Regions from separate parts of the Homo sapiens genome. Here region 2 is linked to region 1. Evidence: chromatin loops called from intact Hi-C (ENCODE). Cell type or tissue: endothelial cell of umbilical vein. All regions are shown on one strand.

What was found. Peaks named below come from ENCODE experiments on the same cell type or tissue, not always from the same donor. Only the 100,000 strongest peaks of a DNase experiment are listed, where the experiment ranks them.
Region 2: it touches region 1 in a loop (5-fold over the local background); 5 of 110 quality-filtered maps call a loop at or near these places.

The regions. Positions count from the first base shown.
Region 1 is chr2:16,608,091-16,610,590 of GRCh38, forward strand. All of the region lies in intron 2 of CYRIA (CYFIP related Rac1 interactor A), which reads right to left. Among named protein-coding and RNA genes, the nearest start is that of CYRIA, 56 kb to the right of the region's middle. RefSeq lists enhancers at 389-890, 891-1,390 and a silencer at 951-1,370. In endothelial cell of umbilical vein, CTCF peaks have their summits at 665 and 1,152 (motif pointing left); a DNase peak (open chromatin) is centred at 901; H3K4me3 peaks cover 340 bases; H3K27ac peaks cover 527 bases.
Region 2 is chr2:17,308,874-17,311,373 of GRCh38, forward strand. No RefSeq gene overlaps it. Among named protein-coding and RNA genes, the nearest start is that of RAD51AP2, 210 kb to the right of the region's middle. In endothelial cell of umbilical vein, a CTCF peak has its summit at 1,071 (motif pointing left); no DNase peak of the experiment used is centred here.

The DNA.
Region 1 (2,500 bases):
CCGCCCAACCACCAAGCAGGGTCCCACACATCGCATTATTCATTTATGGCCACTGAGATGGATGGGAAGGACTGGATAAGTAGTCACTACCCAGCAACAACAACAAAGACATCACCCACACAGACTGAGCAGAGAAAACAGTCATTGGTGAGAGAAACGGGTCTGAGAAAAATAAGCATTTCCCCAAATATAAACACTTTTGGGTGATTAGCCCTTTTGTTTTAGGACCAGAGACTACTTTGAAAATCTAATGAAAACTGGCTTTCTCAGAAAAATGCACACATGCAGACTGATACACTTTCAGGAGGTAAAATAAATACACGGAAGCCCAGAAACGAGGGAATCCCTCATCTATTTTAAGATCGCAAATTTCAGTTTATAGATGGCCAAGTGGAATGAGGACGGCGTTTTGTAGTGTGGACCACGGACTAAGCTACTCTAAAAAGGAAAGGGAATCATTTCATGGAAACAGCATGAGCTTTGGAGACGTTGGGAGAGTCATTGGACTCTTTTGAATCTGAGTTTCCCTTGTTAGTAAAATGCAAATCAAAATATTCCCTTTTTAGTATTGTTACTAAGTAAGTAAGATAATGCAGGTAGAAGTTCTTAGTGTAGCATCTGGCATGCAGTAGGTCCTAACAAATAAGTATCTGCGCCCCCTGCCTTGCATTTCAAAAATTGCAACCACAGCGCAAACAAGTCATTGCCCTTTTAGCAATAAATCCTGCACTGTTGCTTTGGAGCTGGAGAAGAAAGCCGACTCAGACCACCACGTCAGTGAAGAGGTGAAGCTGGGTCCTGAACTGCTGCTGCGATGGGATCATTCACATGGCTATTAATCATACAAGAGCCCATTTATGACAAACGCAGGTCACTCCCTTTGCATGACAAGGCACATGGGTCCACAGAGCCCCATTATCCAAAAAAAAACACAGAGCATTGTGGGCGATGCAGGCGAAGGCGAGTGCACACACACAAGCGGACATTGTAAGGCTGTTTGCACAACCCCGCCGTGCTCCTCGCGGATTTCCTGCCAAGGAGACATTTAGATCTCACAGAGGCGGCTGCAGACATTTGCTCATTCAACATGGCTTCAGGCAGTGGCTGCGGAAACCCGGTGCATGGTACCCTCTGCTGGTCATCTCTGGAACTGCGGGCCAGGGATACCGGGGATAAAGCACACAAGGGGGACCCCTGGGGCCCCAGGCTCTTCTCTCCCTCCCTTGTCTAAAGAGTACAGTACAATAGGCATGAGCTTTTTTGTCTGAAAAGTCTGACATTAAATATCAACATCTCAATTGTAACATGGATTAGCCAGAAGACCCTGGGCATGTCATCTCACCCCTCCTCAGACCTCAGCTTCTAGCTGGAGACCACATGTTTCTACCACGGGACCCTTGCACTTGCTAGTCCTTCTGCCTGGAATGTTTTTCCACAATCTGCATAGATTTTCTTTGTATATTCATTCGGGATTTATTTTTCAGTGGAGTTCAACCTAACAGTTTTGTCCAAAATACTATTTTACTCCCACTCCCCAGTAACTCTGCTTTTCTTTTAAGTATATATCATCATTTATTTATGTGCCCTCAACTCCTAGAATAGGGCCTGACACATAGAAGGAATGCCATACATATATGTGGAATAAATAAGGACATCTTCCATGACTCCCCTGTCACTTCTCCTCCTAAAACAAAACGTATGCTTCTTCCTCCATATTACAGGGGAAAAGAGGTTCTCAGATCAACCTGATATTTTATTCACACACTCTTACTGGTCAGAGAATCTACTACTGTGTAGTATCCAGAACGGTTTCCAGGCCTCTGAGTGTGGTCTGCCCAGAAGGACTGCATCTCGCTTCCATCTGGACACTAAACCTCTACTGAGGTAACCCAAGATGGTACTCAGGGATTTTGGCAGACAGAGCATATTGCCAATATGTACTGATTTACAGCCAACAAAAAATGCAATTGAGTACTTACTGCTTACTTAGTAAGATGAATAATAATAATAACTTCCACAGACTGTGCATATATTCTGTGCTAGGCATTGTGCTAAATACATATAGTGTCATCTTTAATGCCAAAAGCAAACTCAAGATTCTGTGCTACTACCATCTCCCTTTTAGAAACGAGAACACTGAAGCAAGTGAGTAACTTGCCTAGGGTAACTCAGTTAATCACCAGCAGAACTGGAATTTAAACACAGCCCATCATACCAGAAAACTCACAGTCTAAGCCACTATGTTATTTTGTCGAATACTCCTGCACTATTATTAGATGTTTTTGGGAAACAGAAAATGGCTTAAGACATGGCCTGTGGCCTCTGGTCAGGGCAAGAGGGCTGTGGAAACTCATAGCAAATTGTGTCTCATTTCTAATTAACTTATTAGCACATGGTTTGGCATTAGGTTGCCTGAATACATTTTTGTGAATTGTTGACATTCTCATTGTATAAAATCCTAGAATGCTGGAACAGGGAGAAGTGTCCCTGATCCAGCCCA
Region 2 (2,500 bases), 700 kb after region 1:
TGGTCAAGGAATAGACACTCAGCTGGAAGGATGTCAGTGGGATAGAATTAAGGCAAGACACTCAACCGTAACTTGGCTTTTTACTTCTCCATGAAGGATGATCTCAGTTCCTTCATTCAATAAACAGTCTTCATGCATTTGTGCAAGCTACTATATTAGATGTTCAAAGAAACACACAATATCTGCACTTCAAAAGACTTACAGTCCAAGGAAGGAAACTAAAACTGAGTGAAGACCAGGCCCCAGATGGAAAGGAAGTCATGTGAGAGTACAGGGTCACTGTGAGGGATTCATGTGCACAGGTCCAGTCAAATCCCCCAGCCCCAAAGTGTGGGACAGGCCTACTGCTCCTATCTCTAAGGCACAGAAGGGGAGGAGAGAGATGCCAGAGACTGGAAATGAGCAAATGCAATCATGAAAAGAAAAAAATATATGCCTTAGCAACTGAAGACCCAGAGCTTGATATTTTTAGACTCTGGCCAGCTGGCAGGGCCAGCCAGGCTAACAGGCTCTGAGGCTGCCTCTTGGCTGCATTCTGCTTCTCTCTTCTTCCTTCCTCCCTTTCATAGATTCCTGGGAAAATAATTTTCACTCTTTCTTGTGAGGCAACAAGACACTGCCGGAATAACAAAGGCTTGGCAGTCAGATTCTCCTTCCTTCGCTTGCTATTTGTATGACTTTGAGCAAACTGCCCAACCTTCCTGAAACTCAGTTTCCTCATCTACAAAATAAGAATAAAATTTTTGCCCTCACAAATTTGTTGTGATAGTCATTGAGAGATATGTTTAGTATTTAGTTCAGTTTGGCAAATGGTAGCTGATCAATAAATTTATTAATTATGATTACTGTTATTCTTTTGCCCTCAGGCACACGCATACTTCTCTTACCACCTGCTTCTAGTCTTGCCCCTCCCTATTTGACTAGGAGTTCACACAAACATGTTTTTCTTAGCAGCTATAGCATCTCTCAGCCACCAACCCGACCGTCAGGTGGGAACTGCGGATACAGCTTTCCCAGCCTGAAGACCTTTGTACTCCACTCCTCTTGTACACTGCCCTCTGCTGACCACATACAGTTGATGCAATTGACCTTTCAGATCTTAGACGTGTCAGAATATAGGAGAGACCTTTGCCCCTGACCAACATTTAGAATTAGCTGCTAATAAACAAATCAGTTATAGTCATATAGAAAATAAGGGGACAATCACCAAAAGCTAAAACCGACTCATTTAGAAAATATTCCCTGCTAAACTAATATCATTCTTCATAATGATACCATTATAAGTCTAATTATTAGAAAATACATTAAATAGAACTGCCATAAGCACTTACCAAATGTTTCCTAATAATACTGTGGAAGTGATGTAGCACTATTAGCTGAAATAAAAAGCAGACAGGAGGCTCTATGGCATGGTTGGATAATCACCATAGAACTTAAGTGAATGAATTTTGAAAATTGTACAAAGGCTTCATCAACGGCCCTATCCCCATCAACATCTTTATAAATGACATGAATGAAAATATAGGCATTTTATCATATTTTCCAATGAGACAATATTAAACAGAATGGTTTATGTGATACAAAGAATCCATCTTCCAAATAATCTCATGAAATTCAATTTAATAAATAGCTATTGAGTTACTTCTGTGTTCAAAGCACTATAATATTGTTCTAGGCACTAAAGATAGGCTGACCAAAAATAAAATGGCTATCCTTATAGAGTCAATGTATTATGAAACCTGAAAATTCAGATTTTAATTTTGAAACAACTGCATTAAAACATTCGAAACCAACTCATTTTTCTAAATGGCATATACAAAACAGAAACAGAACTAATAAGAAAGAGATAGATAGATAGATAGATAGACAGACAGACAGACAGACAGACAGACAGACAGACAGATAGATAGATAGATAGATAGATAGATAATTATAGGAATTGGCTCACAAGGTTATAGAGACTGAGAAGTCCCACAATCTGCTGTTTGCAAGCTGGAGAACCAGGAAAACCACTAGTATAATTCAGTCCTAGTCCAAAGGCCTGACAGTCCTTGAACAAAGACCCCATCAATCAACAAACCTATTCCACCCAACGCCTTTATAAATGACATGAATGAAAATAGAAGACATTTTTACCATATTTTCCAATGACACAATATTAGGCAGAATGGCTCATGTGATACACTGAATCCTCTATCTATATCTTATTGGTTCTGTTCCCATTTTGTATAAAAATCTGAATTTTCAGGTTCCACAAGACATTGACTCTATAAAAGTAGAGTTCCTTTTTGCCAGGGGCTTCAATATTTGAAGTCAGAAAAAGGATATCCCAGCTCAAACAGAGAAACCAAATTCACCCTTCCTCTACCTTTTGTCCTATGTAGGTTTCAACTGATTGGATGAGGCCTGCCCATATTAGAGAGGACTCTCTATTCAAGTCACCAATTCTAATGCTAATCTCTTCTGGAAACACTGTCGCAGACACACACAGAGATAGTTT